Regions from separate parts of the Homo sapiens genome. Here all the other regions are linked to region 5. Evidence: chromatin loops called from intact Hi-C (ENCODE). Cell type or tissue: heart left ventricle. All regions are shown on one strand. Region 1 holds the start of CAMK1G (calcium/calmodulin dependent protein kinase IG). Region 2 overlaps LOC107985256 (a long non-coding RNA gene). Region 3 overlaps LAMB3 (laminin subunit beta 3). Region 4 holds the start of LOC105372899 (a long non-coding RNA gene). Region 5 has its middle 5.1 kb from the start of HSD11B1-AS1. Region 6 overlaps CAMK1G (calcium/calmodulin dependent protein kinase IG). Region 7 overlaps LAMB3 (laminin subunit beta 3).

Region 1 (4,000 bases), 160 kb after region 5:
AGGAGATTGGACTAGATTAAAGTTCCCTGAAGTTTGCTTTTCAGTATCTTAGTCCTGGGTGACTCTCTGTGAGTAGGGTGGATTTGCTACCTCCTCTGGCCCCCTTCTTGGAGATTCACAATCCACATTAGCTTATTAAAGGCTCTGAGGACCATTAAAGACACATGCTGTTTAATCTGGCATTTCCCAAATTTCGTAGATAGTGAAATTCTTTCCTTCTGTAACACTAATATTAGTGTGCCGGGGATCTAGGGTTTCTCAGAGCATCCTTTGGAAAATGTAGACTAGGCCATCTCTAATGCTTTGTAATTCTTCATATTTTGCAGGGATAGATGAAATTTCGAGCAGCCCTCTGCCATCAGTCACAGTTTCACCCTCCTTGTGGTGTCATAGGTGAATGGCTGGGCCTGTGTCAGAACTCACTTCCAGTTCACGGGTTGCAACCCAAGTGGCTCATCTGCTTGCCAAAGCTGAGGCTCTGGAACCTAAAGGCTTCAGGAAGCTTCTGGCTGGAGAGAAACTCCAAGGACCACCCACTCCATTTCCCAGCCCTTCTGCCACTGCCATTCTGCATTTCAAAGATCAACTCTGCATGCCAATTTCTGTTCACAAAATGACCCAGAGAGAAGGTTTTTCAATTGTTGCCTGCAGTTTATTTAAGGCGCAAACCTACATTTAAGTTTAACAAAATCTCTCCTGCTGCAGTGACAAGCCATAATTTATGTGTTGCTTATGGTTTACTGTGTGCTTCTTACAGAGGATGTGAAGATCATTCTCTAGGGCTTCATGCGGTAGCTGAGAGGTCAACACACAGGGGCCATTGTAGAGAGCAGGGTATGCTGCTTATTCTTAGTGTGCTGCTAAGTATATTGGGCCTTGGTTTCCTCATCTGCTGAATGTGAATAATGATCCCTGCTCTATTTCTCAGCATTCCTTTGGAGGGCTAATGCTTCAATGGGCACAAAAGCAGTTTGCAACCTCTAAAGTGCCATGCAGTGGGTCCACATTATAGGCACATGAATTAAACACTAAGCACTGGAGAAAGAGAAAGGGAAACCAATAAGGACTTAAACAGGGTGAGCACAGGACAGGAGACAGGAATCTGCTATTTCTTCAGCTGGTTCCAGCTCCCACGTGCCTTTCACAGTGTGAGCATCTCATCTCACTGTGTTTCTAAAGTGTTTAAAGATATATGATTTTTCGTACATCATAGCCTGAATGCAAGCCAACTACTTCATCTGGTACTCAACCAAGAAAACAGGGAACTGTTGCAACAAGAGAGGAAATAATACTTCTGTTGGTTTTTTTCACAGGTGATATGCAGGTCTCCACTGGGGCACTTTTCTAAGGAGTTTTCAAGGTTAACGCTGACTGTGTGTCACACACCGCCTTCAAGCCCAATCCCATGCAAGAGGTGCCTCTTTTGTACAGGTTGGACGCTCATTACTATTAACCTTCCCAGCTAGGCACTCTACTCTGGCTTCCAGAAGGGGAGAGGAAGGATCTTTCCCCTACCAGGGATAGAGTACAAAAGGAAGGACAGGCTGAACTCAGGACGAAGGGCTGTGTCAGGAAGCTCTGAGTTACCAGCCTTTCCTCCAAGGACATGGGTTTGACAATCCTGGATAGTCCGTGCAGTCCCCTGCCTGCTTCAGTTTGCTTTCTTGCTGGCAGCCGCTCCCACTCAGCCCCAACCCCCTCGCCATTGACCGTGGCGGCGCGCCTGCAGTTGTAGCGCCAGGCACGCAGCCTGTTTGCAGACTCAGCCGCTCCCCTCATTCATGCTGCAGCTCATTCACTCGCTGGCGCTGGCAGGCTGCGGCTGGGCGCCGCCACTCGCGCGCACTCGTGTGGCAATTTATTTCTGGCCCTGTGTGCGTGTGTATGGGGGAGAGGGAGCGAGGGAGGCGCTCTCCTCTTAGAGGGGGATGCTTTTTCACTTCCAGGTAGAATCGCTCCCAGGCTTTATAGTATTCGCTGCCCTGGACCACGCACCTGGGTGGGGCACCGCGCTAGGCACTTTGCATGCATTATCTTGTTTAATGCCCCACGGCCACCTTTCCAGGTAACCTCATTTTACAGCTGAGGTACTGATAAGTAGAAATGTTCAGAAAAATCCCCCACATCAAACAGATAGTGAATGATACAACTGAATTGGATTCCAACGCTAGTCTTCTCGTCACTGTACCACATAACCTGTTGCCTCTTTCCTGGTGGCAGTTGCTGGGATGTCACTCATCTCCACCTTCATCCTTATGATGCTGTAATGCAATCCTAACGTCTGACTGATTACCCTGGGAACACATGGCTCGGACAATCTTGAAAGGGCTGAATCCCTAAAGCACTCAGATTTCTCAGCATGGAGGCTGGGGACAGCATGTCTATTGCCCCAAGCCTCTCATGGTTCCAGCTCAAACCATTTCTCACTCTAACCTCAAGCTTCTTTCCCAAAGAGTACTTTCTGAAGAGTGCTCTTAATAAGCATCCACACACACACACACACCAGAGCAATCTGCAGCATCGTGGAAAGTTCACTGAATTTATCAATAGATCTGGGTTCAGTTGCCACCACCATCACCAGCTTTGCAACCCCAGGCAAACCCTTTAACTTCTAAGCTTCAATGGTCTCATCTATACTAAAGGGGAAATAATACATGCCACACCATCTGATGGGATCGTCCTAAAGATGATTAATTATAAACACATTATAAACTGTAAAGTGTGGTCCCCATATCAGGTATTACTAAGCACTCTGTGTTACGGCCTGTTTCAGAGGTGGGTCTCATCTTTGGTTCTGGTTAAGCTTGGGTCAGCAGGAATGACAGGGACCTTGTTCTGTCTTCAGCTTATGATCTGGAAAAGATCATCTTCTTACCTAAGGCGGAATCTGCTTGACTCTCTTGACCCTTCTCAGAGGCTTTCCTCATGATCAATTTATCTGACTCCAGAGCAAGAGGCTGGCCAGACAAGCACTGCAGCCAGACCAGCGTGAGCCCTGGCAGCCATCTCCGGGAGCCTCAGGGTTAATGTTTGTGCGTCAAAGTTACGTGGAGAGAAGGGGCCATGGTGTGGATGGGGGTGGTGGTGGTGGTGAATCCAGACCTCCTTTTAAGATCTTCACTTGAGAGGTAAACTAGGGAAGTTTAAAAACAGAAGGGAGGTAGACGCGCCCCTGGGGAAGGTGAAGGAAGCTGTCTTGTGACTGACAGCGATAGCTCGGCTGCGTTCTGCATCTTAACGCGGCTGAGGATAGGGAGCCTGAAGCCTGTCCACAGACTCCTCCAGGAGGGACTGAGGCTGACTCGTCTTCCTTAGGCTTGCAGAGCCACAGGCTGTTTACAAATCTTTTTGCCATTGGTTCTGCTAATCCTCCCAATAACCCAAAGAGGTCGGCAGAGAGGGCATACTTTATTTGATGGATGGGGTCAGAGAGGTTAAGAGATGAAGGTTGAGCAGGAGGGAGGGGTGCAAGAGAGTTGGAGGTCCTAACACCCCAGCAGATGGACGGGGTCCCTCTAGGCACAGAGCCTTGTCCCTAGAATGCAGGCATTGCAGGAGGGGCACATGAAGATATTTTTCTCCCTTTTCCCTGCCCAGAAGGGCAAAATGCTTCCATGAAAGCCAGCCCAGGAGTGACGGACAGATAGCTCCACCCGGACCCCCCATTCAGACTTATTTTCCAAGACAGCTATAACTCACCCTTGATGCCAAAAGAGTCAGGGAAGACTGGAACTGGGGCTGAAATAAATGCCCAAGTTGCTTACAAAGTGGCTCTTCAAATCCACTCACTAGGTGCTGCACGCTTCCCATTAAGCAAGGAGACCCTCTAAAGCCAAGAAAAGAAGCAGGGTTGTCTTACCCAGGGACTCGGGAAGAATCCTGCTTGAGCTCCCACTCCAGCTCCTACAGGTCTGTGAGGATTAGCTGCTCCAGTGCTTTAACAATAAACCCAATTAAAGGGGAGGAATGCAGGAGTTTTCTTTCCCAGGACCGTAACCAC
Region 2 (4,000 bases), 170 kb after region 5:
GACGTACCAGAGACTGGGTAATTTATAAAGGAAAGAGTTTAATGGACTGGGGAGGCCTTGCAATCATGGCAGAAGGCAAGGCGGAGCAAGTCCTGTCTTACATGGATGGCAGCAGGCAAACAGAAAGAATTTGTGCAGAGGAACTCCTCTTTATAAAAACATCAGATCTCATGAGACTTATTCACTATCAGGAGAACAGCACGGGAAAGACCCATGATTCAATTACCTTCCACTGGGTCCCTCCCATGACATGTGAGAATTATGGGAGCTACAATTCAAAATGAGATTAGGGTGGGTGACACAGCCCAACCATATCAGGCTTACCATGGGCTGCCCCCATGGACACACAGAATCCTGAAGAATGTACAAAATGGCCCATTGTTTGGTTTGTGTTGCATCTTCCAATTTCTTTAGATGCTGCAGAGAGTTGTGTGTCAGAGGTGGGCCATTCATCCAGGATGTCTGGCTGAGTCCTCATGGCCACTCTGCCTAGGAGGAAGGTATCAACTCTTCCCACCTGGACTTTCTTCTTTTCTCCTGTTTCCCTGGGCCTCTCCATCCTATGTATTCTTTCCCAGATTCTTCAATCCTCCTCCTCAGCCTCTGCCAGTGTTCATCAAGCATTTGGTTATGTCTAACTGTACCTTGGGTGACGTGGGGGTAGCAGGGGATCTTGCAGGTGGAATGTCTACAAGGCATGTAGATTTTCATCTGACCATCCAACCCTCTCTTCATGTGTGTGATTTGTGTCTATGTGCTAAAAGAATCTATCACCTCTACTGCTTTAAATCATATTCCCAAATGACCCCAGCCTGGGTCTATGTCATGTTCCAGGAAGAGTTGATGGAGGACAGGATGAATCTCATCACCCTTGGCTTCTGGTTTCTGGCTATGACCTAGTCACTTCCTATGGGAACCTGCTTCTGATCCTCAGCAGAGACTGGAGGACCTTTCACCTCTGCATCCTTCATTATCCACATGCATTTCTGTATCCAGAGCTGGAGGCATTTGCGATGACTCTCCAAGGTCACCAGGATGTGGCCTGGAAAGGCCAGCAGGAGTGGAGTCAAAGGAAGTGGGTAGTCATAAGTATCCCTTGCCTCATCCAAACTTTTATCAAAGCTACTTACAATGTATCTGATTGAGCGATTCCATTTTAACCTTGTTTTTCTGTTTCTTCCCAACGCTCTAGGGAATACACAAGTAACAAAGGGAGAAATTACAACAGTGAGAATTTCACTAAGGAATCTAGCCCATGTCATCATGTTTACAGACAGCCCTGGATTCAACTTGGGACTGGGGCTTAGGGAACCTGGCACCTTTATTAGCTGGGTAACCTGGGATGAGTCTAACCTTCATGATTTGTCTTCTCATCTGTCAAATTGGGCTAAAGATCTCAGTCTACCCCAGGAGTCTACTGTCAGGGTCAAATAAAACGAAAGAATGTGTATAAAAACATCAAAAGTAATGTCACCTTTGTCCCCTACCCCTAGAATCTCGAGTCTACCTACCTCCAGGTGCTGCTCCTCCCTGCCCCGCTGGGACACGGTGATTTCCCAGCAGGATTGCTCTGTGGGAGATGGGATGACCAGGCTCCCTCACTCCCAAGAATGAGCTGCACTGCCCTCTAGTGACAGTGCCCTGTCTAGCAACAGGCCCAGAGGTGCCTGTGTCCTCCCCGCTGGCTGACTGGTGGGGAGAACGGATTTTTCTTGGTGGCACTGTGTCTGACCAACCCCTCCTTCTGCCTTGCCTCACAATTCTCCATATTTCTTCTGTATAAGTTCCACGTGGTAACCCATTGCACAACCGGAGCATCATATTTCTGATATGGGCAGTAACTGCTGCTCCTTTTCTTTAATATTTTAAGAACCAACACATATTTGCAGGTGTCTCTTGTGGGTAAGGCGATGCGCAGGCAGTGAGCTGTCACTGCTCCCCCACCGCCCATCTCCCTCTTCTGCCTTAAGAGGGAGCTGTCTGCAGCCTCCCTCAGCAAGTCAGCCTTCTGGAGACTTCCCAGGGACAATTACTGGGCCCCTTCCCCACTTGTGGAAAGGACTCAATGGGATCACAGGGATTTCCCGAGAGTCTTTTCTGTCCCCCACAGTGACCATCAAAGAGCAGGCATGGCACAGGCATTCTGGAAAGTTCTTCTGAGTGAATAGATGACCTTTATGAATCCCTTCCTTGGATAGATCCTGACATTCTGTAATATGTGCACACCTTTTTGAGACTCACTGTAGTGCAGAGGCTGAGTCAGACAGTTTTAAAAACGTTTCTGAGCCTCAGTTTCTCAAGCATAAATTGGGTATAAGAAGGTCATAAGTGCTAAATAAGATAATGTATGTGAATTGCTTGGAAAATGACAAGCACTCAGGAAGAGGACGCATTGGGGCTCTGAATCAGTTTGAGACATGGCAGAGACCAATATGGTATGTAATATGGTATGTAAGGTGGCTCCAGAGATCTGGGTGAAGGGAGCAAATGGGGCTTAGGAGGGGACAGTGTTCACACAGAAGGCGAGAGGGTGCATACGCATGCTCACCCATAAGCCAGAGGTCTGGGACGGAGGACTTCCATGTATAGTGAGATCTCAGCTTAAGATCCTGTGATTTAGAGGTTACAGGCACCCTCACCTCTTGGAATAACTGTCTAGAGGAACCCTACTGAGCTCCCGAGCACTCTCATCTCCAAGGAGTCCAATCAATATATGCCCTAGTTAGGGGACTTAGTCAGAAAGAGGGAGGCAAGTGAAAGACAAAATCTTTCCCTTATAATGGGTTTGGGAGGGTGACACCCAGGACTCTTGAACAACTAGAATGCCTAGGGCTTGGGAGCCAGACAGCCTTCTGGGGACACATCCAGCCCCAGCTGGCCCTAGGGAGAGTAGCAACAAGAAAATCCTTCTTCCAGTTGTCCTTTCCCTTTGCATCCCCTGCAGGGAGGTGAACACCTCTCACTCCCACCCTCCTTCTCTCTTCCATTCTTCTAGGCTTTCAGGAGGAGGAGAGTTTCTGAGGGAGCAGCATCATCATCAGCTACATGTTCTCCTCTGCTGTTGTTCCTGAGATGGAATATATAAATAATAGGACTGACAATAAGTAGAAATCAGCAGAAATAATGTACTCCTGAGAAAGGAAACAATTGCTTGATTTAAACACCAGATCTCTTGTCTGAGTGCTTTCAGTGCCATGGTCCACATTTGACCTCCAGAGATGGATTGAAAGAACCTCGCATAGGGGTGGAATGCAGGCACAATGCTTCCAGAGCAAGGTCTGTGGGCTGAGGACAATGGCCTGGCTCCTTCTCTGTGCAGTGAATTGGAAACGAGTCACAATAGCCACTCCAGATCCAAGGCTGGTTCCTTCTGCTCCATGTTAAGAGACAAGTCCTCAGCATGAGGACAGAAAGCAGGCTGGCATTGCCAGTCCTTGTTATGGATTGTATTGATCTTAGCTTTCAGCATTTCTACCTCCCCACAATAGGTGGAGGGAAGCAGAAAGAATGGTCTGCCCAGGTTTTCCAAAACCTTGGGAAAAACAACCAGCCTAAAGGATTGCAAAGAGACAAAGAATTATATTCTTGTGAAGGTGGCAAGGCCAGGTGATGTGGTGATGCCAGAAAATTATTGATTGATTTTGAGGTCCAGAGGACCCTAAATAGGGATACTGAAATCAGCCCCTTGTTTGGCAGCAAGATGGTGTGAAGGGGAGAGAAGGGAAAGAGGAAGGAGAAACTTCTGTCCTCTCCTGGGTTTGGGCACGAGAAGGCAGATTTCAAAGACAGAAGAAAAGGGCAGCACCAAGGCAGACCCTGTTCCTTTTATAGCCCTAGGAAGCTCTGCAAGTGTCAGCCGATGAAGTAAGCCCAGGCCAGGCATTTTGGACATTTCTTTATAAGGTAAGGTTGATCTTATCATAGCCTGTAACCCAGCTGAAAATGGAAAGATTTAGACACCAGAAGGAGCTCCGTATCTAGAGAGGGTGGTGATAGGGAA
Region 3 (4,000 bases), 100 kb after region 5:
AGAAAAGCACCATATCAATCTATGACCTGCCATTCATCCCTCAGCAAGACTATGTTTATCAGAAACTTAGATGTGACTTTTGCAAAGGGACCCACGAGACCCAAAATGAGTCTTGTTTTGAGGGGATAGAAGAAAATGGAAAGGGACATTGTAGGGAAAAATTGCTATCAGAGAGAAGCAAAACTTGGGTTGGTGGAATGTGAGATTCTTGGGTCCTAATTGTTATGGGCTAAGGGGTAGGCCTTGTGAGGTTAAAAGCAGAGAGGAGAAATGTGAAATGGGAAGGCCCGAAGACAAACCTGGATGGCCTCACAACTTTGCTAGCCTGGCTTCTCACTCCATTGCTTCTGGGGTCCAGGCCCACAGAAGCCTCTGGGAACTGTCTTGCAGACCTACCTTGCTTCTTTTCCTGGCCATCTACCCCCTGCCTGGGTGCCATATGAGGGTCTGTAGCCATTGCCACTGGCAGGACCTGTAGAGGTCCCCGGCACACTAGCCAACTTTCTGCACTCAGGTCCAGGGGACATCCCTCTTTCTGGAGATGTCTGTGCTGAAGTTGAGGTTGCCTTTCCAGTGGGGTGGAATGAAGCAGAAGAAGGGAGTTTCCTGAAAACCAACTCTGAAATTTTCAGTGATTGCCAAGTGACTGCTATGCTCCTTGAATCAGAACAGCACCAGTATGCTGGGGAGGAAAGAAAAAAAAAAAAGAACAGCACAGGTAGTTTTGGAGTCAGACAGGTGGGACAAGAATCTGTGCTTCATCCCTTGCTAACTTTATGGGCTTGGACACATTTCTTAACTTATCACTTTCCTAATCTGCAAAATGGGGATACCTACCATTTGTAAATGTAGTATAGCTACCTCAGAGATTTTTGAAGGATGGAATAAGATAATATATGTACACTGCTGAGGACTGAGGCTGGTGCAGTGTAATTTTTGAGTGTGTAGCATATATCATCTCTATAATCAGCTTCAGAGAGTGATTTCTGAATTTAGTTAGGATGGAAATAACAGCTGTACTGAGTTAAGGCTTTGGTCAAAATTTCACTTCGTGATAAGGAAAAACACAAAGTTGAAAGTATCTCACATACGGCTGTCCTCCCACCCAGCGCCTGCACTAGGTGCTGCCTTTTGATCTTCATTGCCAATATGCATTGACATAGAAATGCTGAGGCTTTTGAACTGCGGTGGGTTCTAATGGAGGCCTGACTGACCATAGGCCTCAAGGATCTCCTTCTCCCTGTCCATATTGCTGGAAAAAGTGTTTCTCCAGGATAGCATCTGGGGAATGTCTTGTTTTTCTCTTGCTTTCTTTGTCTACTTGCTGAGAGTACCTTTAACTTCTGGGCTGATGTGCTAGAGCAGGGAAGAACTCTAAGAGCATGTTAGAACAAGATGGAACTTTATTATCTCATTCAACCCTTGTATTTCACCAATAGGAATGTGGAAGTGGAGGAAATGTATTTTCTTGAAGGCAGCTAGATTTTTTTTTTTTTTTTGCTTTTGGCCCTGGCTGGTGGCCATGACCCGATCGTAGCTTCTTAGATGAACTCAGACAGCCCTCTGGCTTCCTCATGGGAGGGAGCTGGGCCATGCATAATCAGAGCCTGTTTTCCTATTCTCCCCCAGAATTAGCTCTGTGTTTTACAAAGGCTCAGAGTTTTTAGTTGTGTGTGCCCTCCTTTTCCACCCATCTCCACCATGATTCAGGCCCCTGCTGGCTCTTGCCCTCTTGCTCCTTTGCCCTCCCCTGGCTCTCTGGGAGGGTTCATCTTCCAGCCAGACTGCTGAGCTTCTAGAAAGCTCTAGGATAAGGGAGAAGGCCTAGCCTTTCCAGCTGGAGAGCAAGTAGGAGCCAAACTGGCTGGAGGCCTGACAGGCTGAATTGATAATAGTACTGTGTCTCTGAGGTAATGCAGCCAGGAGAATGCCAGCCAAATGACCCCAGAGAGGGAGGCAGCTGCAGCAGAGAGCTGCCATCACTGGGAGAGATGGGGGCATATCACATATGAGAGATTCTCACACTGAGAATCACACATGCACACGACGCTTACAAATGTGTGCACCCTACATATAAGCATACAAGAATAAAGCAGAAAGGGAAACTGAGACCCAGAGGGGAAGGATAAATTAGCAGCTTGTCTTCATGTGGGCTTCTGCCATAAACTACTCTATTTCAGGCTTCTGTCCTGCTAGCTCGTTGACAGGCAGAGCTACTTAAAATACCTGTCTTGCCTGTTGGCTTAGCCTGTCTCTGAGGATTGAGGTAAATTCCTCCTTCGGCTATGTTACTGTGATAAGCAGCATGCAGTTTGTAAGCCTATGATGCCATCTGATCCTGCCATCAGTGCCTGCACACGTGGACAGAAGGAGAAGAAGGCATGGGTGCCCCAGATTATCCCCATGAAGACTGAGGGAGGAGCAGGGCAATAAACCCTGGCCATTTTTAGTTGGTTTTGTTTTATGATACTATTTGCTCTCCTGAATATAAAAGTTAATATGTATCCAAGGTATAAAAATTTAAACAAGCTGGGTGCAAGTGGCTCACACCTGTAATCTCAGCACTTTGGGAGGCTGGGGTGGGTGGATCATTTGAGGTCAGGAGTTCGAGACCAGCCTGGCCAACATGGTGAAATCCCGTCTCTACTAAAAATACAAAAATTAGCTGGGCATAGTGGCATGTGCCTGTAATCCTAGCTACTCGGGAGGCCGAGGCGGGAGAATCGCTTGAGCCTGGGAGGCAGAGGGTTGCAGTGAGCAGAGATCGCGGCACTGCACTCCAGAGTCTGGGTGAGAGAGTGAGACCCTATCTCAAAAAACAAACAAACAAACAAACAAAAAAGCTTAAACATAATAAAAAATAACAGAGAAGGAAAAAAAGTTATCTATGATTCCACTACCCAGAGATATCAGGTTGAACTGTATGCAGTTGCCATTTTTGTAGGTCAAAATGGGTGAATATCAGCAATTTCATGTTTTCACTTAATATATTGGTGTATTTCCTTCCAAATACTTTACATTCCTTTAAATGGAAATATATACATATATATATATTCACACACACACATATATTTGAGATTATAATGTATATGCAAGTGTATGCCCAGCTTTTTTTCATAAAACATAATATAATCATTTCTCCATGCAATTAAAATTTTTTCTCTAAACAGTGTTTTTAATAGTTACATAATATCCTGTCGTTTGGGAGTATCAGGGGCATTTCCGCAGTCTCCAGCTCCTTGTCCCATGGCCCAGGGAAAGAAAGAGGCTTGTTTCTGGCACTCTCTTGACCAGGGAAGGGCTGGACCAGCTCCCAGCAGAGCTGGGGAGAAAGCTCTGGTGACAGGCGGCCGGAAGGCAGCTGGCCCTTGTCTCTCCTCAGGACATGTGCTGAGTGCAGACAGAGGACGGGAGTGGAAAAGTTTGTTCCTGAGAGGCTGGGAAGAGTATAAAGAAGGGCATGCTCACTGCCAGGGACCAAAATAGGGGTCTGGAGGGGAGTCAGGCTCTAGCAAGGGCCTTCTCTTGCCCAGAAAGGATTATTTTAAGTGCTCAGGTATTTCAGCCAGCGACAGGTCTCCAGTTTCTGTGGTAACTGAGCTGAGTCAGCTGGAGAAGCCCCGTTTCTTCCCAAAGTGCTCTCTCTGCCTTAGCCTTCCCTGTGATAAGCTTCAAGGTCAGACCAAGCCCTTCTTGGGGCCTTGGGGCTCGCTGTGTGAGACAGAGACTGCTACCCTTTAGCATACTTCCCTACATCTTTGCCACTCAGCTAGTTTCGAGTGGAAGTGAGAGGATGAAAGAAGGGAGAAAGAGAGAGAGGAGAGGGACCCTTTCTGATGCTAACGTTGGGGATCAGTCAATAGCAAAGTCATGTTGCCTCTTTGTGCCTCAGCATTCCCCTCTGTAAATGGGGCTAATACTACTTATCATGTAGGGTTATTGTGAGATTTAAGTAGGTTATTGCATTGAAACTACCAAGGACTCCACTGCACATGGTTGT
Region 4 (4,000 bases), 180 kb after region 5:
CTGTGTCCTCTGTCGTCTTCTCCATCATCCAACCTAGAAGTCTGAGCCACTTGCACTCTCCACCCTCCTTTACTCCACAACATCTGATAAGCCTCCAAGCCTCGCTGATTTTACCTCCTAAATATTTCTTATATTTGCATGTTCTTCTCCATCTCTTCATGGGTTGACTTCATCATCTCTTACCTGGATTATAGTAAAAGCCTCTGAGTTGGTCTTATTTCCTCTAGTTTTGTCCTTCTCCCATTCCCATTCTTTCCTAGCCCTGCTGGATTGATGGAACATACCACTCTTGTTTAAAATTTTACCAATCAGTGACCAGCCTGACCAACACGGTGAAACCCCATCTCTACTAAAAATACAAAAATTAGCTGGGTGTGGTGGTATATGCCTGTAATCCCAGCTACTTGAGTGGCTGAGGGAGGAGAATCACTTGAACCCAGGAGGCAGATGCTGCAGTGAGCCAAGATCGCACCATGCACTCCAGCCTGGGTGACAGAGTGAGACTCTGTCTAAAAAAATAAAATAAAATAAAATAAAATAAAATAAAATAAAATAAAATAAAATAAATAAAATCTACTTAATGAATGTGGCTTTTTTTTGTTTGCTTTATCCCCTGGCCATTGGCATCCCCATCTAGCCTGGAAGATGGGTTGGTCGTTAGGGGAGGCATGCCCTCCCATTATGAGGTGAATTGTGTCCCTCCAAAATTTATATGCTGGGGTCCAAACCTCCAGTATCCCAGAATGTGACCTCATTCGGAAGTGGGGTCATTGTAGATGTAATTAGTTAATTTTAGATGAGGTCATACTGTTGGAGGGTGGGCCCCTAATGCAGTAAGACTGATGTCCTTATAAAAAGGGGAACTTTGGACACAGGCACACACAGGCAGAACGCCACATGAACATAAAGGTTCATGATCATAGGATGATGCTTCTATGAGCCAAAGAATGCCAAAAATTGCAAGCAAATCACCCAAATCTAGGAGAGAAACATGGAACAGATCCTCCCTCACAGCCCTCAGAAGGAACCAACCCTGACAACTCCTTGATCTCAGACTTCTTGCCTCCAGAATTGTGAGACAGTAAATTTCTGTCATTTTAGCCACCCAGTTTGTGACCTTTGTTAGGCAGTCCTCCTAGCAAACTAACGCACCTCCGCAGCGATGGTTAAGACTGAACTCTGGGGCAGGAAGCTTGCTTGGCTGGGCAGGGCTGCAGTAAGGAATTATGGGGCTCAGCATGCCTCCCGGCTCAAGTGCTGGAGGGAGAGCTCCCAAGGATCCCAAGTCTGCCTTTGCCACCCTCTGAAGACACGGATTCGCTGACAGCGTGAAATCTTGGATCTCCATTTTTTCCCTTTCAATCTGAGTCAGAGCCCATGGGGTGCCCTTCAGGAGCTGTGGGTGCAATATGCTTTCTATGTCAGAATTAGCCAAGAGGTGGGTTGCTGTTGCCTTTTTCCAAAGCACAATCCCCACTGCTGGTCCATCTGATAGGTACTCTTGCAAGAGAGGAAAGATATGTTTCATGCCTTTAACCACCTGGAGACCGGACCAGAAAGAATTGCTTTAGCCACTACTCCATGTGCCCTTAGTAATGCTAAGCACACCTTTGAGCAGGTTGGAGACCTCTCATAACACAGATCATCGATGCAAAATAACTTGTTGGAGTGCTTAGTCAATTTCCAACCATTCCTTCTTCTCTGCTGGATCTCTGGTTGCAGACATGGGTTTGAGCTGTCAGCAAGAATTGTGAAAGTTGAGTGTGTGTGTGTGTGTGTGTGTGTGTGTGTGACTGAGAGAGAAAGAGAGATGGATGGAATGACTGACATGTATCTTTGATGGCTGTCCAACCAAAAGAAATAGGATTTTCAGATTTCTTGAAAACTGTGGTGATTCAAAATCATTGCCAGGGAGATTTTGAACTTTCATTAAGAAAAACAGGAAATGAGAGACTCGTAAAACCCAGGGAGGAAATCTGACATTTTGAGGCCACTGATTGACTCCATTTGAGGCACTAACAAGAACCATCGAGCGTCCTGTGTTTCGGATTAAACAGATTCTTCTTGATGAGGGAAACATTCCCCGAGAGATACCTTTGAGGGCGGACCTGTAGCTTACATTTGAAGCTATGAGACTATCGCCCTCTGCTGGCCAGAGGCTCTTTGCAGCTAAATCCTACGCATCCACCAATGAGGAAAACAAATTCACCTAATCCAGTGAGTCCAGGTGGGATTTTTCTATCTCATATATATATATATTTCATTTCTCAATTTATTGTGGGGAGGGGGTATTTGGTGAGACAGAATAAAGAAACAGAGTTTTTAATAGCATACTTATTGAAGTTACAAGAGGCTATCACAATCAGTAGGGAGAAAGGTTATTTTTTGTGTAGATGCTTCAACCTGAAGAATTGCTTTTTCTTACTGATGCTAAGACTTAAATCCTCTTATGATGATATTGTCAAATAAGAACCTGCCACTGGCCCACCAGGGTAGAGAAAGAGTAGATGCTTGGGTCAGGTTGGGGACTCTACAGTTTGTCTTTCCAGATGGAATAGGGCCAAGGGGAAGTGTAGGGGGAAACAGGGAGGAAAGTGGGCATAAGATCCTCCTAAGGGGGATCTGTATGACCTGGGAGGCAATTCTTTGAGAAATGCAAAAAAAAAAAAAAAAAATTGTCCATCCTCCTGATCAATTTACTAGGAAGAGTGTGATTTTAGGGGGGAACAGACACTACCTGAATGGCCTTCCAGACATTGTGGGGCATTGGTGAGGACCCTGAAAGCCCTTCTGTTGGAACTGGAAACCATTTTGACATATTTGGGCATATTTGGGATATCAGTAGAGATGCTTGGGTGGGGATCCCCTCTCTGTAGAACTGTTTGTATTTGGATTATTCGGGTTTGAACTATTCACTTATCTATTAATCATAATCAGGCCTTCTACTATAGTCTCCTCTTATCTTCAAAAATAAAGTTAGCTGGGTAGTGATAGAGCAGAACAGTGATTTAAAACATGGACTCTGGTGTCAGACTGGTTGGATTATAATCCCAGCTGTGTCTCTTATAGCTCTATGACCTGGGTGAGCGATGTAATCACACTTTGCCTCAGTTTCCTCATTTATAAAATGGGTATAAATGGTACTTACCATGTAAGGTTATTGTGAGGGTTAAACGAGTTGATACACAAAAACTACTTAGAACAGTTCCTGGAACATAGTGAGCACTCAGTAGTTATTTTCTGTCATCATCATCATCATCATCATCATAAATGACCAAGACTTATGAGGCCAGATATTTGTTCCCGCTAACCACCACCCCATTTTGCTGTGATCACACATGTTCTTGAGAGTGAAAAGAGATATGCTTGCTTGGTATGGTTGACAGTACTGTTCCATGAAAGGGCCGCATGTATAAGGCAACCTCCAAATGCAGAAGGAGCCAAGTAACCAAAGAAAGAGGCAGACAAATATAGTTTGTCAGTTTTGAATGATTTATTATGGGGAACTTACAGGCAGAAGCAAGGTCTTGGGTGGTCCCAAGACAGGTAGATCTCTGCACCACAACACCCCCCAGACCCAGGGCTTATATCTTGAAGAAAAAGCATACATGCTCTGGAAGGGATGTGTAGATGGCTATGGGTGTCACAGCCTTTGATTTCTGCAACTACAAGGGTTGTTTTGGAGGAAACTTACAATGAATAGATGTTCCTACATAAAGAGTAATACATCAACTAGACATTTTGGAGGCATTCCTGGACTCGGGGTTAGTCATAAGTTACATGATGAATTACCATTTAAAATAAAGTCATTCTTGTCCCCACAAGTACAAGCATTCACCAACATCCAATCCACTTCTTCTAGAGACATGGAAGACTCCTGCCTGGAATGTGGGCAGGGCCATGTGAGTAGCTCTGGTCAGTGAAATGTGAGTGCATGTGGCTTATATCATCACTTCTGGGCTGAGACAGTTAAAAGCCCACACATGATTCTTCAGTTTCT
Region 5 (4,000 bases):
CAATTTGGAGCATCTGTCTTGTGATTTATTAATGGTTATGATGAAATGGACTTGCAGATCTGTGGCTGTGTGAAAATGGAGTAGTTTCAGTGAGTCAATGCATTTTGTCTGATCTAAACTTGTAAGTTTTAAAACTCATTTAACTAAGTTTTTTAAAGAATGTGTCTTGCACTGTTCTCCATGGAAGAAAAACATTTGAAGTGGCTCGTAGTGTTTCTCACTGTGTGTCATTTAAATTCCATTTTAAGTTAGACCAAAACAAATGTGTTCTGACTAATAATGAGAATCACAATAGCACCTGTCTCATAGGGCTCTTTTGATGATTTAAATTAGTTAATATTCAGTAGAATAGTTCCTAAATATAGTAAATACTATGGAAGTGTTTGGTAACACAATAAAGTAAAAATAAAAATATTCCAATGTTGCAGTGAAACTCGTTTTAGTTTGCATGATATAATTAGGAATTTTATTCATGTGGAAATTATATAGAGGAATTTAATTTTATTTAATTATATGGAGATTTTTGTCATTTCTAATTTTTAGCTTTTACAGATAATGCTGCCAATGGGTATCTTCATGCATGCATTTATTTGTTTTTCTTCTTTTAAAATACTTTCTTTAGGATAAAACCTTGGAGTGGGTTTGCTGGAGAAGTTTAGTGAAGAAGTAGGTTAGTTCTGAGAGCAAAGATTTCCAGGAAGTGGGTGGGAGGGAATCAAGCTGGGCTTTAGGGCATGGTGGAGATGGCAGGGTCAGTAGAGCTGGAAGGCTCTCTCACCAGCTTGAGAGCTCAGTGCATTGGGTGTCAGCAGGGGGCAAAAACAGCGTGGTGTAGGGCAACAGGCAATGACTGGAATCCAGTGAGCTGACTTTTAGATCCGTCTCCGCCTCTCTGTTGAAATGCAAGGCTGTTTTGCCCCTGTGGGTCTCCGTTTCTTCTAAAGCCTTTCCCAGTATGAGGGTCTATGAGTTCTTTATTTCTTAAACATTAAATACCTTCTAAATGCCTAAAATTGCACTCAGTACTAGAGATGCAACAATGAGTACAATATAGTCAGTATCTTCTCTTAGTTACAGACACACAAGGCAATTTTCAGGTAAATTTAAAAAGTGTGATAAACTCAAGTGATAAACAAATACAGAAAACTGTAGAGGCATGGGATAGAGGTGGGAGCTCACTTGCCCCAGCCTTGAGAGGTGGACCGGGTGGAAGGGAAGGAAGTTTTCCTGGAGGAGGTAATGGTTGGGCCTAACCTTAAAGGAGGCCCAGGAGTTAACCATGCAATGGGGAGAGTGAAGAGCGCTCAGGGCAGAGGAGATGGCATGGCCAACACACAGTGGGATCATCAGGGTGCTTCAGAGGACTGGCAGTTCTTTGTCCTTGGGGAATCAAAAGCAAGGCAGGTGGCCCGAGATGTGGCTGGAGAGGCAGCCAAGGTCGTTGTACATCACTTTAAAGCGTTTGGGTTTTCGACAGACCATTTTACCCAAGAGTGGCTTCGAAAATGTGCCAGCTTCCACTCAAGGCCAATCATCTGTCCTGATTTTCCCATATCTTGACAGCGCTTTCCCCGCGAGGTTCAGAGCACCTTGTTTTTGAGGGTGACCACTAGCTGTCGCTATTGAACAGGTCTAGTTCCCCACGGCTCAATGCCAAACGTAGGCCCCAGCAGCCGGGCGGAGTTACCGGACGCCGGAGTCCAGCCCCGCCTCTAGGTCAGTTCAGGGCCCTAAGCGATGACTCACTGGTAGGCACGCTGGTGTGCAGGTGGTGGCCGCCCTGGGGTAGAACCTGATACGCACTGGGCAAGGAGATTGCGTGAAGCGTGGTACACCACCACATTCAGCCACGGGGTGGCGCTGCCACCCTGACGGCCCAAAGGGAGGCCGGCGAAGAGGCAAAGTCTTTCCTTAGGACAGCCTTGCTCTTTTGTGGTCCACGGTACTGTTCAAGGACGGTGTGAGGGAGCCCCTGACGCACACCACCCCAGCGGTCCCGGGGCAGCGAGTCGCTCAGCAGAGAGATGCTCGAACGCTCTGTCATTGTGTCCCTTGGGCCTCAGCCCCTCATTGTTAAGGGTCTTTTGGGCCAGTCCCCAGTTTCCACCCTCTGATTCCAGGTTATGCGGTGTACCAATGTGTCCTCCCCTAGGGTTGCTGTTTCCTATCATCCTTCCCAGAAAGCCTCCCCAAATCAGCCAGTGCTCATCTGGTACTTTTCCATCTTTTAAAAATTGATTTTTTGATATGCAGTCATGCATAGCATAATGATGTTTTGGTCAATGATGGACCGTATATACGATAGTGGTCCTATAAGATTATAATATTGTATTTTTACTCTACATTTTCTATGCTTAGATATGTTTAGATACACAAATATTTGCCATTGTGTTACAATTGCCTGCAGTATTCAGTATGGTAACATGTTGCACAGGTTTGTAGCCGAGGAGCGGAAGGTATACCATGCAGCCTAGGTGTGTGGTAGGTTCTATCAGCTAGGTATGTGTAAATACACTCTATGATGTTGGAACAATGATGGAGTCAACTGTGATGCATTTCTCCGGTCTTATCCCCGTTGTTAAGCCATGCATGACTGTACATTTACATAGTGAAATAATGGCTACAGTCAAGCAAGTTAACATATTCATCATCTCACATAGTCACCTTTTTTTTTTATTGTGGTAAAAGTACGTAAAATCTACTCTGTTATTTCCAGTATATGATGCAATACTATTAACTATAGTCCTCGTGATGTTTCAGGAGTTAAAGATATGCCATTCTGGCATATTGACTATTTGAGTTAAGGGCACTTAAAAAACAGCAAGTGCAAGAAGATCACTCTGACCTTTGAGCTGTTTCTTAAAAGCAGATGACATTCTCATGGGAAAGACATCCTCCCTGTAGTAGGAAAAAAAAAGGAACAGTCTTATCATCAAGGATGAGAAGCTGAAGCCAAGAGAAATCTGTACAAACAAACCTTGTTAAACTAACCCTTATCTTCCTAGTTGCATCTCTACCCAATTAAATACCCTAGCCCAAGCCACTTGCCTTATCACATTTCACAGTGTGCTATTCTTTGTCAAATTCAGTATACTGAGTTTGTAACTGACTCTAACTGCTTCTTTGGGTCTTTATTTCCTTATGAGGTTCTCCTGTGCCATGCAAAATTTCTATTAAATAAATTTGTTTGCTTGTCTTCTGTTAATCTGTCTTATATCAGTTTAATTCTTGGGCTCAGCCAGGACTCTCTGAGAATGGAGGTGGAGTTTTGCTGCCCCTATATTGTACATTAGATCTCTAGGCTTATTTATTTTACATAACTGAAACTTTGTGCCCTTTGACCGCTGTCTCCCCATCATCCCTGTACCCCAACCACCTTTCTACTCTCTGTTTCTATATATTCAAGTTTTTCTTTTTTTTTTTTAAGTGAGATAATGCAATATTTTTCTTTCTGTATCTGACTTACTGGAGCTCACCCTAAGCCAAGGGAAGGTTTGTCCCATAACTCACGTCCCAAAGGACTAATTAAAAGCATAACATATGCTGACTTCTTTCTCTAATACAACTTTAGAGCCATAGCCTCCAAAAGGGGACGTGCAGGAGAACTGCTAGGATGGGCAGAATATTGGAATTTCTATTTAATTAATTTAATTTAATTTTTAAAATGTTTTATTTTTATTTCACCTAATATGTACACATAGTTATATAATTTTGCTTAGTGAAAAGTTCATGTTTTAGGTTCCAAGAACTTGGCCAAACTTGAACGCTGGAGAGAAGCGAAATTCACTCCCTAGCTCTGGAAAGGGGAATTTGGTAGAAGACGGATCTCATCCTTCCAATTTCTTCCCCTCAGGTAGTTTTCTGTATATGGAAAAGAACGGAGCTTAAAATTATTACGTGTTGACAATTCTACTTAAGAACTTAGGAGACTATCATTTCCTCAAATTAATGTGGCAGTTTCTTGATTGAAGAATTATACTTTTAATTTTCCTGGCTGCCT
Region 6 (4,000 bases), 150 kb after region 5:
ACCTCATCCTGCTCTTTGGCTTTTGGTCTTTAGGCTTTGGGCGCTCCTATAGTAGCTGAAGGCCTGTAGGAAATACACTCTTTGTACAGAGCTATGAATTCTTAACCCTGAGGGGCCTGAGTCCTGGAGCTATGCTCTGAGGAGGCTTAGTGTCTCCTCAGGGACATCCAACTCTTCCCATCTCCTTGCCTCCCTGCCTTCTGAATTACTGTGTGCTAATCCTGTTGGCTTGGCCTCATTGTAGTGCCTGATGGTCCCTGATCACTTGTTAGTGCCACTAGGGGCCCTTTCCACCTCACTCCCTTGACTGCCTGCTACCTCTCTTTAGAGGTCCTCAGATAAGCCCCCAGTTAATCAGGTGCTTAGGCCTGAGTTATCTCGTTAAAGTTTCTTAGTAATCAGCCCATCAGCCAAAAACCACGTTGTGTCCAGCCACGCTGAGATTGCAGAGTGGTGTGTGAGTGCGTGTATGTCTGTGCATGTGCAAGTGTGTGTATTTGTGTGTGTGTGTGTACTTTATAAACAGAAGTGTCTTTGAGCCCAATGCTGAGCCCTTATGAACACTGACCAACCTCTACAGCAGTTGCTGTCAGGCAGAGCTGTTGTTTGGATGCAGCAATGACGCAGAGACCTTGCTAATGAAGCACCACTTCTGTCCTACAGATGGACACATACAATCACAGCCTGTCTTTAACTTTGGGTGACTCTGTTTTGGGAAAATCTTTCTTTATATTGAAATATATCTACCTGTGGCTTCTGCTCCTACAGTAATTTTATGCTGGAGTGATGTTAAAACATTTACTATCCAATTTGATTAACATGTATTGGTCCAAAAGGACTGAAGCCACAGTGCCAGAAAAGGGTTCTGGTGACTCCTTGTTAGTCTGGCATTACCCCTTCGGTCGTTTGGTTGCAAGGGGCGAGGAGGGGTGGGGCAGCAGAAGGACATGGATGGGTTGGGGTCGCAGCTATTTGCTGACTGGTAGGAAATATTCTAACCACTGATAGGGTTGTCCTGGTGCAAAGGAGCTTAATAATCAGCCCAGGTTTACCCTGTGGCCCACATAGAACCTGCCCATGACCAGAGGCACACTCAGTCTAAAAGGACCCTTGGCATTTCTGAGCCTCCTGAATGAAGTCTTCATTTTTGTCTTTGAATTGCTGTCCATCCCTCACCAGCGACCAACCTCCTGTAGGCCTCCCAGGCCCCACCAGGCCTCTGTGAAGGAAGCAAGTCACCTTTTACTTACAGCTGCATGACCAGGTAGTAGTGGGTGGTGCTCTCATAGATGTCCTCCAGGGTCACAATGTTTTCATGCTTGATCCTGGGAAAAATAAAGTGCATGATGAAAGGTATGTGGTTCAGGTTGTACAGACAAATAATGCAGACCTAGCCCAAAAGTTTCTGTTGGAGGCTTTTGATGGCAATGTTTAGGAAGACTAGGTCTCTGTGAAGCCTTCATAATAAGTAGACTGTCACAAATTAATCCCAGAGAAAAGATTCCTGTGGAGGTGCTCGGTCCGTGTTTACTGAATGAATAATTGATCATCCTTCCTTCAGGAAACAAACACTTCCTTGTTATGCCAGGAATCTCTTTAAACTTTACTAAAAGAGACAGTTAGAAGAATGGAGGAAGGCTAAGGGAGTACCCAACACTAGGTTATTCTACAAAGTAGGTATTCAGATGTTAGAAATATTGCACTTAAAAAGTACAGGTTGAGTATCCCATATCTAAAATGTTTGAGACTAGAAGAGTTTTTGGAATATTTGCATATACATAATGATATACCTTAGAGATGGGACCCAAGTCTAAACATGAAGTTCATTTATGTCTCATGTGTACCTTATACACATAGCTGGTAGGTAATTTTACATAATATTTAAAAAATAATTTTGTGCATGAAATAAAGCTTTGAATACATTTTGACTGTGACCTGTCACATGAGGTCAGCTGTGGAATTTTCTATTTGTGGCATCCTGTCAATGCTAAAAATGTTTCTGATTTTGGAGCATTTTGGATTTTAGATTAGGAATGCTCAACCTGTATACAATGGGAGGGATTCAGGTGAGCTGAGCCTCCTCATGGATAACCACGGAGGAAGTGTTGAAAAATTAGTGTTCCAAGATATTGCGAGAAGCAAGGTAGATGCTTATTTTTAGGGTTAGTTCTGTGGGATGACTTAGATGGTGATTCTCAACCAGGGACTATTTTGCCTCTCAGGGAACATTTGGCAATATCTTGAGACATGTTTGATTGTCACGACTAGGGCAGGGGAAGGTGCTGCTGGCATCTAGTGGGTAGAGGCGGAAATGCTGCTAAACATCCAACACTGCACAGTACAGCCCCCAGCACCACAAATAATTATCTGTTTCAAAATGTCGACAGCATCATGGTGGAGAAGTCCAGCCCTACATTACCCTTGTTTGGGGTTACTCAGAGACTGAGTCAAGCAGAATAATCATATTAGCAGAGGGGCTCGGCTTGCCAGGCAGCAATGCTGTGCCTGCCTGTAAAGGAGGAAATTCTCTAGGAAGTTTACTCCTGGCTGTGCAGCACAGGGGTTAAGGACTTAGGCTCAGAGTCAGTCAGGCCTGGGTTCAGATCTAGCTCAGGCAATTAGATAACTTCAGCTGGCTTATTCCAGTTTTCAAATCTTTACTTTCCTTGTCTGAAAAGTATGTGTCTCTTATAGAATTGTATCAGGATAAAAGGAGATAATGCATAATGCTTAATACAGTGTCTGGGTAATAGTAAACACATAATCAATAGTAGCTATCTTCTTTACGATATTTTAGAAAATATAGACCTGTGTCAGTTGTCTCTTGATGAATTCAACTATACTCAGAAGCTGGCAATGCTAACATTAATTTATCAATTATTCACTCAATGAACAAACATTTATTGAGCACAAATACTGTTGATACAAGGCAATAATAAGAAAAATGACATGGTCCTTGCTCTCAATTAGTTGAGAGTCTTTCTTTGCCCTAATATCCCTGGATCCTAGACCTGTGTCTCCAGCATGTTATGAAATGCCTTCATGTTGAGATAGGTGGATACTCATATTCAGTATGTTCCAACCAATTTCTTTCTATTTCATCCAAGCCTACATATCCTCTTTGTTCTCCACCCCTAGCAATTATATTGTTGTCCACTTGATTGCTCAATCTCAGGGTCTCTTTTTATGCTTTTGTCCTGTATACTTTCACTAGTCAACCCCAAACCCAATCACTTCTCTCTTTGAAACATCTCTAGTATCTAGTCCTTTTAGGCACATATGATTCTGCCACTACCTTTGCTTGTATTCTCAACCCATGCCTAAATTATTGTGAAAGTCTTATAATTAGCCTCCTGTCCTCTAGGCTGGCACCCTCCAATCCATCCTCCACTGTGCCTGAGAGGGATAGCTCCAACATGTTAATCAGACAATGTGACTCCTCACTTAAAATCCTTTGATGACTTCTTTTTGCCCACAGAATAAAGCCAACATTCCTTATCATGGCATCTAAGATCCTTTGTAATCAGGTCTCATTTCATGATTTTAGTTTCATCACTTGTCTTTTAATACTATATACTCTAAATTCAGGGATTTCCAATACTCACTCTTCCCTAAAAGCCCTTGCACTTTCATGGTTCTACATTAAAGTTTATGCTAGTCTTGGCCTGAATTCCCTTTCTGCATTGCCTTTCTTGCCCCCACAAAGTTTGACTCATCTATCAAGGTCCATCTTCTTTGAAAGTGGTCCAATAACTCATACTCATAAAAACATATGCATAGGCAAAATGAATCTTTATCTCCTCCAAACTCTGCCTTCTGCTAGTGTGACTCACATCCGATTTTGTTGGATTTTCTTATAGGCACCTCTGTATCCAGCATAGGCTCCTGAGGGTAAGGAATTTTGTCTGCCTCATCCTTGTGGTTCTGATCCTGTGTTCATGTGCCTAATACACTTTTGGTACACCATAAGGGTTTCACAAGGGTCTGTGGTAAGAGTCTT
Region 7 (4,000 bases), 120 kb after region 5:
GTAAACATAAGATACAGTTTGTGCCATCAGGGAACACACACACTGTTTGGCAATATAAACTGTATACACCTGCAGAAGAGGGATGAAAGCACCTTTTCCGTATGTATATGATTGCCTTTACCATGTTGTAATGAGGTTTGTGATTTAATTTTCTATTTCTCCCAACATCGAGAACTCCTCCATGGCGAGGATTATTTCTCACATCCTCTAGCCCTAGCACACTGACTGGAAAATAACTGATGCTCAGGGAGTGTTTGTGAATGTAATGGGAGGCAACAGGCAGAGGCAGCTTAACATGCACACAAGAGCCAGCGACTTCATATAGGAGAGGGCTGCCTGGACTGAAGCAATCAGATTCGGGCAGGTTTAGTCAGAAAAGACTTTCTGGATGAAGGGGTCTTACATTTTGAAAGGTCTGAAAGAAGTCAGGGAGTGGGGGTTGGGGAAAGCTGAGTCACTTTCTGTTGATGTTTGTTTCTGGGAAGAGTGAGACAGAACTGAGTTTGATCCCTGTTTCTTGCATGAACTTGTAATGAGAACTTGAATAAGTTATTTGACATATCTGAGCCTCGGTTTCCTCCTCTGTACAATGAGAATAATAATCTCCAGGATTATCATGAAGATTACATGAGGCAACATATGACAGTTCCCAGTTCAGTGGTTGGCACAGAGTAGTTGCTCAGTAAGTAATGACAACAAAACCGCTTCTATAGTACTTAGCATGTGCCAAATATGCTCCCCCTGCTTTATGTTTACTCATTTCTTTCTCTCTCTCTCTCTCTCTTTTTTAATGGAGATGGTTTCGCTCTTGTTGCCCAGGCTGGAGTGCAATGGCGCCATCTCAGCTTACTGCAACCTCCGCCTCCCAGGTTCAAGTGATTCTTCTGCCTCAGCCTCCTGGTAGCTGGCATTACAGGCATGCGCCACCGTGCCTGGCTAATTTTGTATTTTTAGTAGAGACAGGGTTTCACCATGTTGGTCAGGTTGGTCTCGAACTCCTGACCTCAGGTGATCCACCTGCCTCGGCCTCCCAAAGTGCTGGGATTACAGGCATGAGCCACCGCGCACAGCCATTTACTAATTTATTTCTCATAAGAAGCCTATGAAGGCTGTATCATTATTTTTATTTTATAGACAAGGAAATTGAGGCACAGAGGGATTAAGTAACTTGACTAAGGCTGTGAATTTGAAATCCAGTGGTGGAACAAGGATTTGAACCAGGCAGCCTGGCTCCTGGAATCTGCTCTGAACTCTACTTTTCTTTGTTCCTACTGCGGTGGCTGCTGTTGTCTCTCAGCCTGCGAGTGTGATCCGGATGGGGCAGTGCCAGGGGCTCCCTGTGACCCAGTGACCGGGCAGTGTGTGTGCAAGGAGCATGTGCAGGGAGAGCGCTGTGACCTATGCAAGCCGGGCTTCACTGGACTCACCTACGCCAACCCGCAGGGCTGCCACCGTGAGTAGGGGGCTTGGCCCAGCATGACGTGGGGTGGGCTGCATGGGGCCACCAGACCCACGGCTTGCCCTGCTCACTGTGCTCTCTTCAGAGGAAATCCCACTGCAGGGTAGACAGAGGGGGTATGCCCGGGCCTTTGCCAGGAGTCCGGACTTCTTGCCCTCTTACCCAGCGCCAGATGCTGTGCCACTGGCCTCCAGCAGGTGGCAGCACACGTCCGAGTTGGAAGGTGGGACTGAGTCAGCCAGATGGAGGGTGGGCAGGCAGGCGGCTGAGCTGCCAGGTGGCTGGAACTGGTGGGACAGCGCAGGGGTCCTGTGAGTCAGCCATGTCATCTGCAGGGAAGGGCCCTGCCCAGTTCTTTTCCCAGGCAGCGCCCCTCCCTGGATGTGTGTCCTCTGGGGGTGAGTTTTTCATGGAGCGTCTGCCTGAGCTCAGCAGCTCTCCTCCTGCAGGCTGTGACTGCAACATCCTGGGGTCCCGGAGGGACATGCCGTGTGACGAGGAGAGTGGGCGCTGCCTTTGTCTGCCCAACGTGGTGGGTCCCAAATGTGACCAGTGTGCTCCCTACCACTGGAAGCTGGCCAGTGGCCAGGGCTGTGAACCGTGTGCCTGCGACCCGCACAACTCCCTCAGCCCACAGTGCAACCAGGTACGAAGTGAGGGTGGTCCGGGGGCCCCCTCAGTGGGAGGGGGGTCCTGAGCACCAGCCTCTCTGCTGCCCCTCCATGCTGCCCTTCTAGGCCTCTCCCCTGTCAGACTGGGCGTCTTCTGTCCCCGTTCTCATTTGGGGAAGTCACCAGATGTCCCTCCCTCTGTGGCTCTTGGCCGTCAGTAATACCATATGCACCACACCTTCTGAAGGGCCTATGCTGGGCCTTGACTTCAAGGCTCATCTCTGAGTGGGAGCCCTTGTTTTGTGGGCACAGCAGCTCTGGAGGTGGCCATGAGCCCTGGATTCTACCTGTGGACCAGGAATCTAGGACACAGTCCCTGACACCAGGGTAAGGCAGAGGCTGTGAGGCAGGGTCCACTGACGGTGCTCTCCCCACGCAGTTCACAGGGCAGTGCCCCTGTCGGGAAGGCTTTGGTGGCCTGATGTGCAGCGCTGCAGCCATCCGCCAGTGTCCAGACCGGACCTATGGAGACGTGGCCACAGGATGCCGAGGTGCATGCTCAAAGCCTGGGGGACGCTGAGGCTCTGGGGGCCGAGCACGCGGGTGGGCACATGGTGGGGGCGTGTAGGTCTGCAGCAGGGCAGGATGTCCTGTACTGATGCATGTGGTGTGGGCCTGGGCAGCCCTGTGAGTGCACACACTCCGGCCTGTTGGCATGGCCTCCAAGCCCCTGAGGCAGGCCTATGCCCGCTGTTCCTGCGTCCCCGTGACATGCTGGTTGCTTTGCTCCCCACTTCCCTGAGAGAGAGAGAGCATTTCCCAGAAGCCATCTCCAGGGCAGCAGCAAGGAGGGGAGGCTGTTTCTTCCCTCTTCATAGATGGAGGAAGTGAGTCCTGAAGGGGAAAGGGTGTCGTTTCCCACGGAGTCAGTTTGATGTCACCACAGGAGCACAGGCCTTGGAGTGTGCAGACCAGATTGTGGTCCCAGCTCTGCCCCTGCCTCACTGAGTGACTTTGAGGGAGCTGCTTCCCCTCTTTAGACTTGGTTTCCTTCTTAGAGGAAGAGGCATGCTGTACTTAACCTCTCTGTCCCTCAGTTGCCTCATCTAGAAAAAGTGGGAAAACAAGAGTGCTAATTCCCAGAGTGGTGTGAAGATCAAATGAGTTAATGTGTGTGTGTGACTTTAAGTGGTGCCTGGCACATGGTAGGTGCTAAGTAAGCGTTTGCTTTCACTGCAGCTGTTACCATGGCTTTTATTCTGGCTGCGACTTCTGTTATTCTAAGTCATGTAGAAAGAGCCTCAGGTCAGACCTCCTCTTCAGGGCTCTCCCTGACAGCTGCTTCTGTCTCCCTGACCCCTGTCTCTGACTGTCATTTTTCTTGGCCCTAGCCTGTGACTGTGATTTCCGGGGAACAGAGGGCCCGGGCTGCGACAAGGCATCAGGCCGCTGCCTCTGCCGCCCTGGCTTGACCGGGCCCCGCTGTGACCAGTGCCAGCGAGGCTACTGTAATCGCTACCCGGTGTGCGTGGCCTGCCACCCTTGCTTCCAGACCTATGATGCGGACCTCCGGGAGCAGGCCCTGCGCTTTGGTAGACTCCGCAATGCCACCGCCAGCCTGTGGTCAGGGCCTGGGCTGGAGGACCGTGGCCTGGCCTCCCGGATCCTAGATGCAAAGAGTAAGATTGAGCAGATCCGAGCAGTTCTCAGCAGCCCCGCAGTCACAGAGCAGGAGGTGGCTCAGGTGGCCAGTGCCATCCTCTCCCTCAGGTAATTCCCTTTCCCTGCCAAGCATTTGCAAGAATTATGCTCCAGGGGTTCCAGTACCGGGCATGCTGGTCCTTCCTTACATTTGTACAGTGCATTACAGTTTAAAGGCATTTTCACAGTGCTCTCTCTTTCAACCATTACAACAGTCCTGTGAGGCTGG

Evidence for each region. A loop is a pair of places that touch in the nucleus more often than their neighbours do. Peaks named below come from ENCODE experiments on the same cell type or tissue, not always from the same donor. Only the 100,000 strongest peaks of a DNase experiment are listed, where the experiment ranks them.
Region 1: a loop joins it to region 5, with 4 times the contacts of the local background. A loop is called at or near these places in 83 of 110 quality-filtered maps.
Region 2: a loop joins it to region 5, with 7 times the contacts of the local background. A loop is called at or near these places in 85 of 110 quality-filtered maps.
Region 3: a loop joins it to region 5, with 9 times the contacts of the local background. A loop is called at or near these places in 21 of 110 quality-filtered maps.
Region 4: a loop joins it to region 5, with 9 times the contacts of the local background. A loop is called at or near these places in 80 of 110 quality-filtered maps.
Region 6: a loop joins it to region 5, with 8 times the contacts of the local background. A loop is called at or near these places in 26 of 110 quality-filtered maps.
Region 7: it touches region 5 in a loop (4-fold over the local background); 22 of 110 quality-filtered maps call a loop at or near these places.

Annotation. Positions count from the first base shown.
Region 1 is chr1:209,583,632-209,587,631 of GRCh38, reverse strand. CAMK1G (calcium/calmodulin dependent protein kinase IG) reads right to left here and starts at 3,918. Exons shown (of 13, transcript NM_020439.3): 1 at 3,860-3,918. LOC107985256 (a long non-coding RNA gene) reads left to right here and starts at 1,267. Exons shown (of 3, transcript XR_001738443.2): 1 at 1,267-1,431. In heart left ventricle, CTCF peaks have their summits at 1,679 and 1,878; a DNase peak (open chromatin) is centred at 1,771; H3K4me3 peaks cover 445 bases; H3K27me3 peaks cover 784 bases.
Region 2 is chr1:209,574,532-209,578,531 of GRCh38, reverse strand. LOC107985256 (a long non-coding RNA gene) reads left to right here. Exons shown (of 3, transcript XR_001738443.2): 2 at 835-1,075; 3 at 1,193-1,464. Among named protein-coding and RNA genes, the nearest start is that of CAMK1G, 7.2 kb to the left of the region's middle. In heart left ventricle, a CTCF peak has its summit at 1,633 (motif pointing left); a DNase peak (open chromatin) is centred at 1,621.
Region 3 is chr1:209,641,307-209,645,306 of GRCh38, reverse strand. All of the region lies in intron 3 of LAMB3 (laminin subunit beta 3), which reads left to right. Among named protein-coding and RNA genes, the nearest start is that of LAMB3, 9.1 kb to the left of the region's middle. In heart left ventricle, a CTCF peak has its summit at 1,583; DNase peaks (open chromatin) are centred at 1,865 and 3,326; H3K27ac peaks cover 3,907 bases.
Region 4 is chr1:209,567,775-209,571,774 of GRCh38, reverse strand. LOC105372899 (a long non-coding RNA gene) reads left to right here and starts at 3,952. Exons shown (of 3, transcript XR_922537.2): 1 at 3,952-4,000. In heart left ventricle, a CTCF peak has its summit at 2,147 (motif pointing left); a DNase peak (open chromatin) is centred at 2,144; H3K4me3 peaks cover 228 bases.
Region 5 is chr1:209,745,644-209,749,643 of GRCh38, reverse strand. It overlaps the pseudogene ADORA2BP1. Among named protein-coding and RNA genes, the nearest start is that of HSD11B1-AS1, 5.1 kb to the right of the region's middle. RefSeq lists an enhancer at 1,422-1,511. In heart left ventricle, CTCF peaks have their summits at 1,568 and 1,798; a DNase peak (open chromatin) is centred at 1,803; H3K4me3 peaks cover 548 bases; H3K27ac peaks cover 509 bases.
Region 6 is chr1:209,600,539-209,604,538 of GRCh38, reverse strand. CAMK1G (calcium/calmodulin dependent protein kinase IG) reads right to left here. Exons shown (of 13, transcript NM_020439.3): 4 at 1,251-1,325. Among named protein-coding and RNA genes, the nearest start is that of CAMK1G, 19 kb to the right of the region's middle. In heart left ventricle, a CTCF peak has its summit at 2,296 (motif pointing left); no DNase peak of the experiment used is centred here.
Region 7 is chr1:209,625,488-209,629,487 of GRCh38, reverse strand. LAMB3 (laminin subunit beta 3) reads left to right here. Exons shown (of 23, transcript NM_000228.3): 11 at 1,298-1,453; 12 at 1,909-2,105; 13 at 2,510-2,621; 14 at 3,462-3,840. Among named protein-coding and RNA genes, the nearest start is that of MIR4260, 4.0 kb to the right of the region's middle. RefSeq lists an enhancer at 1-140. In heart left ventricle, CTCF peaks have their summits at 1,445 and 1,651 (motif pointing right); a DNase peak (open chromatin) is centred at 1,647; H3K27ac peaks cover 780 bases.